Linked DNA regions of Mus musculus: region 2 is linked to region 1. A link is a loop called in an ENCODE intact Hi-C map of the cell type or tissue named here. Cell type or tissue: left cerebral cortex. All regions are shown on one strand.

Region 1 (8,000 bases):
CTCAGTCATTTAAAGGGGGCAGAGGAGCAGGGAGAGGTGATTATAAAGCAGAATGAAGATGCTAAATAGGATTAGAAGAGCAGATACTACTACAAAGGGCTGACTTAGGGACAAAGTGGATAATAAGGCAATCTCAGGATTCTTAAGAGTCCAGTTCTGGAAAGGAATTGACTGCTCCAAACTAATAAAGGAAGAAGTGTCACACACAGAGAATGAGCTAAAGGTACCCTAGGAAAAACAGATGCCTCCGATTTCTAAAGCCAGCACGCTTCAAAAAGAAGAAACGGGGGAGAGGGGTTGGTTCTGTGTTTGGAACAATAGCAAGAGGGTGTAAAAGTGAGGCAGACAATCTGAAGTAGACAGTGATGGAAAAAAGGCCTTCCAGACAGACACCCCGAAGAGATTCCTGGAATACCTTAGGGTGACAGTGCGTGAGGGCTGGCACTGGGAACTTGATCAGTTTTACATGAGATTTTATTTGAATTAATTTTAGCATCTTTTCTTTCTTGGGGGTGTGGGCAAGCACAGGCGTCTAACACGGTAACAGTGTGCTAACAGTGACAAATCAAGGGCCATTAGGATTTCCCCTCAAATAAACTAAGATGACTTAAAGAGGAGCCAAGTCCTTAGTGGAGGGAAAAAAAAGCTATCGAGTCAATAATACTGCCTTGTCTTGCATGCTGGAGGGCGCCTTGGGAAGACAGATGCTCTGGGACACTAGGACAAAGTAAATCTGGTCAATTGCAAGAGCTGACCAAGAGAAAGCAGGAAATGGCCAGCTTTCCCTTGTCACTCAGAAGCAAGGAAGAAAAGAGTTAAACTTTAGAAAGGTAAGATGATAAGGCACACAGAAACACATGCGGCCACTAGACAAAAGAGTCCCATTAGAGGAACGTGTCTTTTTGTTAAAATTTTCATAATCCAATATTTTAGACTTTGGCCACTTTCATAGAATTTCTATCGTAGGTGTTTATTGACAATCATTTATGGGCATCATTATCATATTCTGCAGGGTGCATCTTGGGTCCCTAGGTGAAGGAAGAACTGGGGACAGGTTGTATTGCTCGCTCTTCTTGAGGCTCTGATGTGTTTAAGGAGTGCACATCCATGCAGATACAAAGGTACTCACAAGCTAACTATGAGAAAGCTAACAGTAGCCGGGCATGGTGACGCTTGCCTTAGGTTCCGGCACTCAGGAAGTGGAGGCAGGCAGATCTCTGAGTTTGAGGCCAACCTGCTCTACTGATCGATTTCCAGGGTGGCCAGGGTTACACAGTGAAACCCTCTCTTGAAAAACCAAAGAGAAGAGAAGAGAAGAGGAGGGGAGGGGAGGGGAGGGGAGAGAAGGAAGAGAGCTGGCTAACAGTCCGCCATACATACATGTACCCAGCCTGCACAGACAAGAAATTCTCCCTTCCTTAGAGGTCATCACAGGAAAGGTGCACAAGAGAAAATCCTCCCTCGAATACCCATTTGCACAGCTTCTTGTGTAAATCATATTGTATGTGTGCATTTGTGTGCATGTGTGTGTGCATGTGTGTGTGCATACGTGTGTGTGCATGTGTGTGTTCAGCAGCAAGTGTGAATGTGGAGCTCCTCCCACCCACGTTAGGATATTAATGGAACCAGGTGAAGCTCAAAAATGAAACAAAAAGACTCTAGATCACAGCCCAAGCAGTCACAGTCTTCATTTTCCTCACGCTTGCTCAACTCAGCAAGGGCTGGACCAGTACTGATTAGAACCATGGTGGAGACCTTTGCAAAGAGGCTGTGCCCCCTGTACATTATTTCTACAGCTTCCTTTGCTCTACAGCTTTGACACCGGGGCTCCCTCATTTTAAGTTTAATTATTTTTAATAATTTTTATTTCTTAAGTATATTTATGTTTTCCCTACATGTATTTCTGTGTACTATGTGCCAGTCTTATGGCTGCAAAGGCCAGACAAGATACCCTGGAACTGGAGATACAGACAGTTGCGAGCCACCACGTGGGTGCTGGGAATCGAACCCAGGTCCTGCAGAAGAGTAGCCGTTCCTCTTCAGTGTCCTTTAATCACTTGAGCTATCTCTCCAGAAGCCCTTCCCGTTCTAAACACACATAGTTCTCTGGGTTTAAAAAGAAAAGAGCGGAGTGTTTGACTAGAAGGGCTAATCTGGACTGAGAGGCATCAGAGGGTCATCACCTTACAATTGTTGCCAAGAAGGAAATTGAAACTCAAGATGAGAAGAAGGTTAAGTGGAGGTTGGGGAGGAGGGGAGCCATAACCCCAGAAGAGATCCGTTCAATCATCTTAGCTTTCCCAGCTGCTGGGACCTAAAGAATGTCAGCAATTCTCCCCCTCCCACACAGCCACTCTGGAATAATTAGCTTTACTGCTCTTTTTTTTTTTTTTTTCCCACAAGCTATTACCTTAATTATTTTAATTAGATTGTTCATGCACTTAAGCTGCTCACAAGCACTTTTCTTTTTATGGTCTATCAATAAACAGAAGAGGGAAGCTACCATCTTGGAAGAAGCCTGGCAGTTCTCACTAGCAGGGCACGGACACAAGCCTGAAAGCTCATTTTCTACACGAGTCTGAAAACTGCCCAGCATCCTGGAACCACTTTCGCAGGGCGAGCCGAGAAGCTCCGTGGGTCCCGTGTGCACCTTCTGTGGTCACGGCCAGTTGAAATCCGGGGGGGGGGGGGGGGGGGGGAGTGCCTAACCTGTTTTCAACATGGTCCTCTGCGGAACTCTCTGCAGTATAAACAGCCAAGGTTTTGGATGGTCCGTTGGGTTAGTTCCCGGTGTGATTAAGACTCCCCGTACTTGGCATTTCTAAGCTATCTAGTTGATTGCTTGTTCCTCCATTTACTTGTCGAGTGACCTTGAAAACGGTTTAACTTCTCAAATTCTCCATTTACCTATCTGTCAAATAAAGGTAAGAGACACAAACCCGTAGAGTTATTTGAGAAGTACACGTGTCACGGGGCTTCCTCTCCCCTCCGCTTGCTTTCTTTTCTCTTCCCCTTCCCCCTAGATTTCCTAGCAAATTTGGAAGAGATGAAACCGGGCTCTTTCAAACTTCAAAGTCACCCTTAAATTTATTCTTTCCGTAAATGCAGATGTGAAGGCTGGCAGGTGTTGATCGGTTGGGAGAGTGCTCGCCTACTGGGCATGAAGCTCTGCATCTGGGCCCCAGCTTGGTGGAAACTGGTCACCATGCCTTATGATCGGGGACTCTCAAGAGGTGGAAGGAAGCAGGGGAGTGAGACGTCCAAGGTCATCCTTGGCTACAGAGTGAGCCAAGATACATAGAGAGATAGCTATTAATAGATGGATAGATAAATGCGTACCAACAAATGTGACCAAGTGCGGGTTGAAAAGAAATTCCGAGGAATTCTTACTATTTGAATGGATTTGTAGTGGAACACTTGAAAGACTATGAATTCCTTTCTCCTCTGTTGTTCTCCCCAACCCCCGGCCGTGTGTGTGTGTGTGTGTGTGTGTGTGTGTGTGTGTGTGTGTGTGTGTAGTGTAGTAGTGTCTAAGAGGAGGTTTCCCCATACTGCCCAGGCTAGGCCTGAACTCTAAGTTTCTTTTCCCAAATGCCTGTCATGAGCCACCATACCTGGCTTCATGATCCCCACAGCTCTGCACACTTGGTGCGTTGAGTGGCTCTCAGCCTGAGTGTTCTCTGGGAGGAGGTTTGGGTGAGTGTTCGCTGCAGGCCAGCAGGCTGCTGAGGCTCCACCTCACAGCATTAGCCTCAGGGTGGGAAACAATGGGCGTAAAGGTTTGCTGATTGATCTAAGTCACTTATTTGTAATTTAGTATGTAAAGATCCTGCTGTGAGCTTTCCTTTGAATGTAGCCAGCCCAGGACTTAAAGGAAGCTTCTCTGCTTCATTCACTTCCGTTTGACCTCTCCACTGCTCAGGTGCAATGGAAAAGAAGCCACAGCCAGGAAAGACAGATTTCTTCATGACCACCCCTTAACACAAGGTTTCTTTAAAGCACATGCCAAGAATCCCATTTTTTCCCCCTACAAGGTGGGCTGTTAATACTCCACTGGTGTACTGTCATCATATCTTTGTTCAATCGTTAAAAAAAAAATACATATGTTTATCCTGGGGTGCAGGGCACGTTTGTGTCACAGGACACTGTTGGTTGTCAGAGGGTAACTGTGTGAGTTGATTCTCTCCTTCTCTTTTGTGTCTAGATCAAATGCAGGGTTGTCGGGCTTACAGGGCTGCTGGCTCAACCTGCGGAACCATCTTACCGGCCCTTTCTGTCCATCTTTACTGAGTTAATAAAAGCAGAAAACTGTTCTCTCTAATGCCTATGATTAGTTGTAGAAAAGGAAAAAAGTGATTTGATCTAGGTTTCAACGGAAATGTTTACAGTTGACCTTATGAACTGCTCATGCTAAATGGAGTAGCTGTAGTGTTTTTAGTATCCTTAAAAGGAAAACAACAACAAAACAACAATAACAAAAACCTGCGATGGAATGGCTCGCTTATGTGTTCAAAAGGAATCCTTTGGCGCCATCTTGTGGATATTTTGGTGTAACGCACGAGACCAAACTCGGTGGTTTCGTTAAAGTCTTAAAAGAAATCTTCCAGCGCCCTCTTCTGGCACATTGCAGAACAGCGAGAAAAAACGCAGCGCCCACAAAAATCTTAAACCAGGGCAGCCCAACACCTGCCCTGTGTCCTTGATTGATTGATTCATTCATTCATTCATTCATTTTGGATTTTCGAGACAAGGTTTCTCTGTGTAGCCCTGGCTGTCCTGGAACTCACTCTGTAGACCAGGCTGGCCTCGAACTCAGAAACCCTCCTGCCTCTGCCTCCCAAGTGCTGGGATTAAAGGCGTGTGCCACCTTGGCAGGATTTCTCAACCCTGACACTATTGACATGCGAGGCCTGATGGTTCTTGTTTCTGGGGACTCTCATGTGCACTAACCAGTAATTAACAGTATGCCTCCGTAACACTCAAAAAATGCCCCCTCCCCTCCCCAGTCCACAGAGACTGAACCCCCAACCAAAGAGCAAGTGGGTCCTCTAATAATTGGGGCAGGGGTCTGTCTCTGACTTGGACTCTGTCACCTGCCTTTGGATCTCTTTCCCCTAACTCGGCTGCCATCTCTGACCTCAGTGGAAGATGTGTTTAGTCCTAAAGTGACTTAATGTGCCAGGGTGGGTTGGTACAGGGAGTGGGGCTCCCTTTTTCTAGAAGGGGAATGGGAGAAGTGGGAGGGAGGGTGGGACTAGGAGGAGAGGAAGGAAGGGGGCTGGAATCGGAATGTAACATGAATAAACAAACAAACAAACAAATGCCCCCTCCCCCATTGCTAGATGGATGCAAGGCAGAGGACAATGGGGAAGCCTGAGAAAGGGTACACACCGTGAAACAGTTGGATAAAGAGCAAGTTAAAGTAATGTTAGAATTTATATAGCTTTCACTTTCCTTATTGTTCTAAAATGGGGTGTGTGTGTGTGTGTGTGTCCAAACATGAAAAGCTGTCTTTACAAAGTTACAGGATCACTGCCTAGAAAGTGCCACAAACCCACCTGCTGACACACCTCTCCAGCTAGGAGCATGCCGCTCACAACCACTCTGATTCCTGTACAAAAATCTATCCTGAGTGTCCCTGGCTTTTATGGTTGCACCAAGAAATATGAGTGTCCCCAGGAAATTAAGACACTTCTTCTTATGCCTTTCAGCCCCATCTAAAAATGTCTCCTGCTCTTCTCTAAGTTTCTTCTCAGTGTTTGGTGTTACCTCAGTATTTCTACCTTTTCTTTTGAGATCCATCATCTTCTAAAAGCCTTCAACAGTACCCTCACCAGGGCTGATGTGGAATCCTGTTATAACAATACAACCTGTGTGGTTCATATTTTATCTCCCTTGGCTGTCCCTTCTACTCAATTCCCCCTTTGTCATTACCAATAATAGTTCATTTATTGCATGTTTCCCAGTCATCTAATATATATCCCAGGCACAGTTTTAAATGCCAGGGATAGAAAGTTGACCCCTCCCCCAGACCCTCCTTATGTAGTCCAGTAGTAAGACCAGAGAAATTATAATGTGTTCTGTACAGCAAGTGATAGAATGAGAGGGTTAGTGAGTGTATAAGGGAGTCTGAAAGAGGAACTAGGTGGGAGGAGAGTTTGAAGTAAAGGTTACAATTAATCTGGGTTAATTAATTGAAAGATGAATAAGAGTTTGCCAGGCAATGAAATGGCGACAAAAACCCTGTGCAGTTGAGAGTCCTTTCTCTCCCCAGCCCTTACAATCCTTGCATAGCCTCCACCTCAGCATCATCACACACAGCCTCTACCTCAGCACCATCACACACAGCCTCCACCTCAGCATCATCACACACAGCCTTCACCTCAGCACCATCACACACAGCCTCTACCTCAGCACCATCACACACAGCCTCCACCTCAGCACCATCACATACAGCCTCCACCTCAGCACCATCACACACAGCCTCCACCTCAGCATCATCACACACAGCCTTCACCTCAGCACCATCACACACAGCCTCCACCTCAGCACCATCACACACAGCCTCCACCTCATCACCATCACACACAGCCACCTCAGCATCATCACACACAGCCACCTCAGCATTGTCACACACAGCCTTCACCTCAGCATTGTCACACACAGCCTTCACCTCAGCATCATCACACACAGCCTCCACCTCAGCATCATCACACACAGCCTCCACCTCAGCACCATCACACACAGCCTCCACCTCAGCATCATCACACACAGCCTCCACCTCAGCACCATCACACACAGCCTCCACCTCAGCACCATCACACACAGCCTCCACCTCAGCACCATCAAACACAGCCTCCACCTCAGCACCATCACACACAGCCTTCACCTCAGCACCATCACACACAGCCACCTCAGCATCATCACACACAGCCACATCAGCATTGTCACACACAGCCTTCACCTCAGCATTGTCACACACAGCCTTCACCTCAGCATCATCACACACAGCCTTCACCTCAGCATCATCACACACAACCTTCATCTCAGCACCATCACACACAGCCTTTACCTCAGCATCATCACACATAGCCTTCACCTCAGCACCATCACACACAGCCTCCACCTCAGCACCATCACACACAGCCACCACCTCAGCACTATCACACACAGCATCCACCTCAGCACCATCACACACAGCCTCCACCTCAGCACCATCACACACAGCCTCCACCTCAGCACCATCACACACAGCCTCCACCTCAGCACCATCATACACAGCCTCCACCTCAGCATCATCACACATAGCCTTCACCTCAGCACCATCACACACAGCCTCCACCTCAGCATCATCACACACAGCCTCCACCTCAGCACCATCACACACAGCCTCTACCTCAGCACCATCACACACAGCCTCTACCTCAGCACCATCACACACAGCCTCCACCTCAGCATCATCACACACAGCCTCCACCTCAGCATCATCACACACAGCCTCCACCTCAGCATCATCACACACAGCCTCCACCTCAGCACCATCACACACAGCCACCTCAGCATCATCACACACAGCCACCTCAGCATTGTCACACATAGCCACCACCTCAGCACTGTCACACACAGTCTCCACCTCAGCACCATCACACACAGCCACCTCAGCAGCATCACACACAGCCACCTCAGCACTGTCACACACAGCCACCACCTCAGCACTGTCACACACAGCCACCACCTCAGCACTGTCACACACAGCCACCACCTCAGCACTGTCACACACAGCCACCTGAGCATGCTCACATGCTTCGGCTCTGCAGCTCTGCCCAACATCAATTCTATCTCTATCTTCTCTGTCCTATCCAGCCCTCATTTCTTTCTCCATTACCTTGACCACTATTCAGGCAGTCTATGCCACTCCAGAATCTAGAGAGAGCCTTTTGGCAACTCTTGTCCATAGTCCTCCTAGCCATCCTGTCTACCCATAAGGCACTACTTCATCT
Region 2 (8,000 bases), 410 kb before region 1:
TCAGGAAGGAATGTTGAAGCTGAAGAGTAAAACAAGAGGCAACTAAGACCAGAAAGACAGGTAGGAGTGGTGGTATGTGCACATGAGTGTGTGTGTGTGTGTGTGTGTGTGTGTGTGTGTACATATTCGAATATGTGTATGTCTGCATGAGCATGCTTGATTGTGTGCATTCATGCTTATGTGTGTGTATGCTTGCACTTGTATGCACATGAGTATATGCATAAATATGCTTTGGGAGAGAAGCCAGTAGTCCCTGTTCAGGGTGGACATGTATGTGCCCAAAACCCCTGTAGGGAAAGAGACAGGAGAAACAAAGTGTGGCAGAGCAATGTCCCCAGTGAGAGAACGTGAACCAGAAGAGCGGGGAAGGAAGAGATTATGGGAACCAGGGAGGTCATGGCTGGGGTCAGCTCCAGAAAGATGGGCAACGCTTTATTCTTATACTGAACCCCACAAAATACCCAGCCTAAACAGGCACCTAGGGGTTATTTACTGAACAGGTAAAGAAGTAAAAACAGTTTAATAGAGAAAAATGTAAATAGGGTAAGGGGGTCTGATGAGTGGGATGAAATCACCGCTCCAAGTCACCAAGGTAGTTGTGCCACCCGAGAGCCATGCCACCCTTTACCTGGCAGCCAGGAGGTGCCATGTCTGTCTGCTTATCACAGGGACAGGTGTGCAATGAGGCATGTATGGCATGATTTGACTCGGTCATATTTACTAGGATAATTGTGTCTTTTATCTAAAGCAGGCCTCTCTGGAGGGGCGAGGAACCGATACCTCCTTCCAACCAGGTCCCCAGCCTCAGTGAACCCCAGATAATTACTATCCCGGAAAACCTAGAGAGGTACCCTGAGCCAGAACCCCTCAGCTGAGCAACAGAGATGATAGGATTTTATTGTTTTAAGCTGCCAAAGCCTGGAATAATGTGTGAATCAACAACAAATCACTATTATCAGACCTTGCAGGCATGTGAGTGTCAGCATCCCAGCTCCTCCTGACAACACCGAGAAACAGAAATGATTCTCTGTACCCAAGCAGGGTAACAGACGTCTGTAACCCCAGTATTTGAGAAGCTGAGACAGGAGCATAAAAAGCTCAAACCCAGTTTGGGCTATGTGGGGAAATCCGGGCCAGCCTTTACTACAGAGAAATCCTATCCCAAACAACCAGGGACAGGCAGGACGGCAGTGGACACAGGTGCGTGCTGAGCAAGCCTAATGAACTCAGTTTGATCCCCAGTGGGAGGGAGGGAGAATGAATGGAGTTTCTTCTCTCTCTTAAGTTGTGAAAAGAATTAATTTCTCAGTGTCATACGGCTGCCTCCAAACTCACCCACCCCATCATTCTGCCCCCTGATCCCCGCCCTCAGCCAGGCATGTCTGAGACATTCTCTTCCTCTTTTTTCACTCTTCAGAGACCAGCCAGGCTACCTCAACAGTAGTTGGTCTTAAATTTAATAATAAGGTTATGTGATCACAGGGTGGGGAATGGATGAGGTTTCGAAAACTACCCCTGCCTGCAAAAACCCAGTTCCTACATAACTTGCTAGGGCTTGGCGGAGACAAGGTAAAGCAGATGCCATTTGAAAGCTCTGGCACGTGGGGGCTGAGGGTGTAGCTTAGTTGGTAGAATGCTTGCCTAGCATGCACACAGCAATGGGTTCATCCTCACCACTACGTACCAGTGGGCTTGGTGGTGCAAGTGCAGGCCTGTAATACTAGCACTTGGAAGGTGGAGGCAGGAGGATCAAAAGTTCAAGATCATCGTGGGCTACACAGCCAGGTTAAGCCAGCACAGGGAACTGGTTCAAAAACAGACCAAGAAAAGATTCTTACAACGCAGTAGCAAATGAAGGAATTTTAAAAGTGATGTTATTTCTAGTTAGATTATGAAACCTAGCCAGGTGGTGGTGGGTGTGGTGCGTGCCTTTAATCCCTGCACTTGGGAGGAAGACATAGGTGCATCTCCGGGTTCAAGGTCAGCAAGGTCTACAGAGTGAAGAGGAGAGGGGAGGGGAGGGGAGGGGAGGGGAGGGGAGGGGAGGGGAGGGGAGGGGAGAGGAGAAGAGAAGAGAAGAGAAGAGAAGAGAAGAGAAGAGAAGAGAAGAGAAGAGAAGAGAAGAGAAGAGAAGAAAAAAGGAAAAGAAAGCAATGTGTTGACAAAAATTAAGACAAGGGCTTGCTGGGGTCAACTGTGGGGGTCCGCTGGGGTCATCTGTGGGGCTCTATGATAGAAATGTGGTAGGAAGAAACAGCTGAAGCCCCCAAAGAACAGACACTGTGGCTCTAGGATCTTCTTTAACCATCATCTCCAGGGCTGGGGTATGGTCATAACCTAGCTGAAGCTCCATGCTCAGTCTTGCCTGGATCATCCTGGCGCTGCTCTAAATCCTCTGTATCAGTACACTAACAATGTGCTGATAGGCTGAGATGAACATCATTAGTGATATGACTTCTCCTTCCTCAGCCTACAACCTCCCTCCAGTACAACGCAAAAGGCTACAATTACTCTAAGACATGGAGGGGCAACAAGGAGAATGATCAGATTAATTCTGAGATTTGGGAGTGGAATCTTGATACCTGCTTAATATGGATTTAGAGCTAGGAAGAGAAGCCCTAGTAAAATAATGAGTTTTAACACCTAACCCGGAAGCCATTTGCTGTGCTTCTCTGTGCTCTTTTGTCTGACCTTGCTAGTTTCCAATGCCCCTTCGGGAGAACAAGGAGAGTACTTGTCTCCATCAGTGGTCCAGAGGCAGTATATCATCGCCAATGAACTGTATTCCTGGAACAATTATTACTAATTGAAATCTTTTCCCAGGGACCAGTAAGGCACTCTGGCTTATCTGGGTACGATGCTTGTCTAGTATGAAAGATCTAGGTCAGTCTGGGCCTTTGTCCAACCTCTTGGCAGCAAAAATGGGGTATAACATCTCACTGGCCCTCTGACTACGCTACTCAGCTTCCCACTGCCTATTGCATCAGGCCGACAATCTGAATCAAGCCTGCTCCAGCTCCTCTGCCAAGCCTGGCCTGCACTCCTGTCTGCCCAGATTATCCTCCTAGCCTCCCCTCCCCCACCCCATACCTCCATGAGGATTCGTTCACCTCCATTTTTCTGCTCTGCTCTCTCCTCCCCGCCCCCTCTGATATCTGAATTACTTTAAAAGTGTGTGTGTGTGTGTGTGTGTGTGTGTGTGTGTGTGTGGTGTGGTGTCAGGGACTAGAAGACAACTTTCAGAAGTCAGTTTTCTCCTTCCAGCCTGCGGGTCTTGGGCACTGAACTTGGATCCGCAGGCTTGGCAGCAGGAGCAGGTACAAGCTAAGAGTTCTCGCTGGCTCAATGTCTACATTTCTTCACCTTTGAAATTTTTATTCTCTTTCCTTTAGTCACATCTTGATGCTTAGTATGGTTTAGTTACTTGCCTGGCTGAAACTCAGCACTTAAATATTTTAGGAAAAAAGTTCCAACTCTTAAATGTTGCTCCAGGTTTTCTCTGCCAAGACACTTGTCTTCAAAAGTCCTCTGGGGTGGTCTACACCCTTGTTTATGGCTGTAGTTGAACAACTGAAAACAATTAGCTGTTCAAACTTCGGGAAAACCTTGAATTTGAATTCCAGTGTTTTCAGGCAGAGGAGATAAGTGGTAGCAGGCTTGATACGCGCTGTGTAGGGCAGGGCAGGGAGACTGGGAGTTGCAACAAGCTTAACTGAGGCTGTGTCTGAACCCTGTTTCTCCAGGACCTGAGAGTTCTGGCTTTCTCGATTGACAGATGACTGCTAACAACAATATCAAAAGCCAGCTGTCACATTTACATTGTGCCAGCACTGAGGTAAATTCCTGCAAGCACTAGTCCTCACAGTACTGTGATGGTTTCTCAGACCAGGAAAAGAAGGCTCAGAATCAAGTCTTGAAAACAAGAGGCAGAGCCAAGACTTGAACATCAGTTCATGACCTCAAACTCCTACCACATATTATATAGTAGTCTGTGCTTATTATTTGGGGATTCAGGCTAAAAGATACTTTGCTCTCAGAGATACCCAATTACAATTTTCTACTTTTCATACATTACCTTATATATGAAATCTATATTTACATTATATTTATATTGCTTCATATCCATAGGCTACATACCTCTCAGGGAATGTGCAGTCCTTGATGATAAATTTATACTTTACCTCTCACAGTAGGCCTGTGCCATACCAAATATTCACCAATGGTACCCTCTAGAGTAAAGCAAAGCTAATAAAAGTTGCTAGCAACACAGCTCTTTAGAGATTCAGGAGAATGCAGACATGCATCCAAGGGCACCTAGAACAATGTAGCAACTTGGAGCTAATCCTGCCAGACAAACGCAGCCCCTAACGCTGTGTATTGGGTTTGAACACCCAAACAGGGTATTGTTGCTGAGTCACAGTTGTCTTGGGGGGTGGCAACTCTAGGGAAGAGCAGAGCCCTCTGTAGGAGGCGACTGTAGCCCATGCTCTGGCTCCCTCTGCTGACAGGGAGAGGTTGCTTTTTGTCCTAGCAGGAGTTCTTGGTTCAGATGTATAATTGCTGTCTATTCTATATTCCCAGTCAGCTCTTAGTTTATAACGGAGAGCAAAACCCCATTAAATTATTCTCTTCATATAGCAACCCAGTACACGTCCTCATTCTTTTTCTAGGATAATACACCTGCCCCTGGAAAAGAGACTCTATAAACCGCTTGTTGGCTGAGAAGCACCACGTTATCTGCCGTACATCCAGCCGTAGGACCTTGTCTTAAATGCTTCACACAAGCATGGTTCCCCCATAATCTCTGCTAATGCTGTCTCAGTCTTGCTGCTCATAGATGAGAATGTTTAGGTCTCAACCAGCGGAAGGCATGAACTATCTCCAACTCTTTAGTTCATTATGATTACCTGCACATCTCTCCTTAGCATATGCTTTATTGTTCCTTCCTTAGAACTTGGAGTATGAGTCACAATCGCTAAGCACGTCCACGACGCCGCAGAATTGGAGATTTTGCACCAACGCTTCCAGGTAAAATTTCTTTGTATTGTTTTCACAGCGAGCATTGAGTGTCTCTTTCCCTACGCGAGCCGTAAACAAGTATTAAGAACCACTGGAGCCCTTGAGATGTCACCAGCGAGTAACATATTGCAGCCTTCAGTAAAGATACTGTTTATAAAGAGCTGGTTTTAATGTATTGTTCTATTTCAAGGGGTATTGGCCATTTTAAGAGGCATAACAATGTTTAAGACCCTTGTTGTTAAGGAAAGTGCTCTTATGGAATGAAATAGGCCTGGCATCAGACAGAACTCTGTCACTGTAGAGGCAAGTCACCAGCAGTGTCATTTCATGCTCTTGGTGGGTATGCCAAGAACGCCAGGCCAATCACTTTCTTTGGGCCCTATTTCAGAGTTGTGTTTGCAAGGAGCAATTCTGAGATGAGGTAATGTCTCCCGACAGAACAAAGAACAGGCTTGCTTGCCGCTCACCATAAAACATAGTAGTTTCTGAGCTCAGCAATCCTCGCCTGTAATGAAAACCATTTTGTGTGCAAGCATGCATCTGGGGCCCATATGCCTTGTTCCTCAGAGAATCCGAGTTCAGGGAACTCATAAACATGCTGCCCCTCTGGCTACTGCTTTTGTCGTCAATAGTCCACACGTGTTCTGTCAATATCGATAAAGCCGTGAAAGATAATGTAATCAGCCTGCAAGGTAGAATAAAGTCTGACTCTTTATAGTTTGCCTCACTAGCTGGGGTACTCCTATGTGTGTGATTTAACTTACTGTAGCTGCGGTTTTCCCTTCGATAATGGGGACGCTGATACTTACCCCTTAATATAAAAATGCCCTTCCCCACTGAGAATTTCCTCTCCCCCTTTAGCGAACCGTGCGAGGCAAAGACCCTATCCTTTGATGGCCAATTCTGCCTGGCAGAGACCACCCGGTGGGCACAGACGGAAGCTGGTTTGGTGCAGAGGTGTCAGCGTCAGGTCGCACCACGCGAGTCCTAAGAAGGCGGGGTCGAGAGAGCCGCACGCTGATTGGAGCCGGAGCCTGGGCTTTTGTCTGGCAGCGGCCGTTGCCTAGCAACTGGGCTTTTATTATTTAGCTAGTTCTCTTCCCTCGGGCTTCGGGGTCGCCCTGATGGAGATGGGGAGGGGATTAGGGAACCGAAGACCCACTCCCTCCCACGCCGCCGCTCAGATTCGCGGCGACCCCGCCCTTCTGAGCAAAGAAATGCGGGGTCCAGCGCTGGCACCGGGCGGGTGGGGGATGTGGGGACCCCGCCATCACGCTCGGCCGCGCGCCCTGCAGCCGAGGCGCTCGCACCCGCGCGATCCCCACCCGCGCCGTCCGCCTCCAGAGGCCGCCCACTCGGACGCGCGTGGGGCGCGCGCGGGCATCGGCGGCTGCGCGGCTCGGCCGCTCCTCGGCGGCGGCGGCATAGTGGATAAAGCTCCCGGGAGGATGCCTCGGTGCGGGGCGCGTCGCCCCCCTCAGGCCACCAGAGCCCGGATACCTCAGAAATTCGGCTCTGGGTCTGTGGGGAGCGAAATGCAACCCAAACCCCGTTTCCCCGAAGCCCCGCGCAGATAAACACGCACAAGCACGCACACAGACGTCGCCTCGGCCCGCACTCGCAGCCGCAGGTCCAGGCGTCAGGGAAGAGCCCGGGGGCCCCGCGATGGGTCGCCGCCTTCGCCTCGTAGCCCCGGGCGCGGCCGCTCGCCCTCGCCTCTCGCAGGTGGCGACAGAAGTGCCCGGCGCGACGGCGCAACGGCCGGTCTGGGCCTGCAGCCTCGGCGGCCCGGGCCGGAGGGGAGCGGCCTCCGGACACCGGTAGGCGGGGTTGCGGGGCAGGCGGGGAGCCGGGGAGGGACAGGCGGAGTCGGCCACGGACGACTGGCTCCCGCTGCGCTTTCCCGACCCACGGCCCGCAGCCGCGGCCCTTGAGCTGAGCAGCGGCGGTTCCCGGGCGGCTGGGCGCTCGCCGGCCTCGCCGTTACCGTTGGAGGTGACCTAGGCGCGGCGGGTGGGCTCCGGCGACGGAGGCGGCCGCGATGGTGTCGGCCCGGGAGCAGGGCCGTTGCCTCTAGCTTAATACGGCAGATGCGCGGAACCTCCAACAGGTGGCTCCGTGGCGCAATGGATAGCGCATTGGACTTCTAGAGGCTGAAGGCATTCAAAGGTTCCGGGTTCGAGTCCCGGCGGAGTCGGAACATTTTTCTTTTGTCACCGAGGAAATTATCTTTGATTTCTGTCTTTTACTCCTTTTCTTTGTATTCTAAACGGCTTAATTCCCAGCACAGCCACACACCATTCCCGCTGCTCTCCGCAACCCTTACCTGGAGTTCCGGGAGCTTTCAGACCCCTTTAGCAGACCCGGACCGATCCCAGTCGAGAGAACAGGGAGGCAGTAGAGAATCCAGGTGCTCGACCTTGGCCTAAATGAGAGCTTGAGATAGGCCTGGGTCTCGAGTGACATTCCACGTCTGGAGCTTGACAGTGACTGCCAGCAGGGTCAAGAAAACAGGATGCGCAAGCTAGTCCGAAGGCATTAGAAGTACACCACCTCACCTCACCCCACCCCGCCTCCGGAATCTCGAGTGGATCTTGTTTTGTTTTTTTGTTTGTTTGTTTGTTTTGTTTTTTAAAAAAGGCAGATCTCTGTGGTCATTTCATGATTCCATTTCGGTGGATCTGGAATGGGGCCCAGAAATCTGCATTTCTGGGGTTGTCTGCTTTCTTCACGAAAGGAGACAGGTTGGAGTTGACAGGCTTTGCCTGCCAGCTAGAGGCAAGAGTTACTGTCTTGTCCCCTTCTGACAAGTGACAAAACTAGCTTTGCACAGAGTGAGCGTTTCACTTCACCAAGTGCCAGTATGCATAGTTTTTAAAAATTCACTGTACCGACAAAACCCCTAATTTATGCAAACCGTTAAAAAAATCAAAATTGTCGGTAAAAACACACTTTCACAGTATATTTCACCTCTTTCGGTT

Evidence for each region. Peaks named below come from ENCODE experiments on the same cell type or tissue, not always from the same donor. Only the 100,000 strongest peaks of a DNase experiment are listed, where the experiment ranks them.
Region 2: a loop joins it to region 1, with 3 times the contacts of the local background. A loop is called at or near these places in 4 of 42 quality-filtered maps.

What each region holds. Positions count from the first base shown.
Region 1 is chr3:121,881,666-121,889,665 of GRCm38, reverse strand. No RefSeq gene overlaps it. Among named protein-coding and RNA genes, the nearest start is that of Gm34050, 18 kb to the left of the region's middle. In left cerebral cortex, a CTCF peak has its summit at 4,573 (motif pointing left); a DNase peak (open chromatin) is centred at 4,562.
Region 2 is chr3:122,292,164-122,300,163 of GRCm38, reverse strand. It overlaps n-TRtct2 (a tRNA gene), which reads left to right and starts at 7,132; the gene lies at 7,132-7,216. Mir760 (microRNA 760) reads left to right here and starts at 6,461; the gene lies at 6,461-6,579. It also overlaps Gm40190. In left cerebral cortex, CTCF peaks have their summits at 4,508 (motif pointing left) and 7,109; DNase peaks (open chromatin) are centred at 6,866, 7,106, 7,540, 7,737 and 7 more places; H3K4me3 peaks cover 2,569 bases; H3K27ac peaks cover 3,734 bases.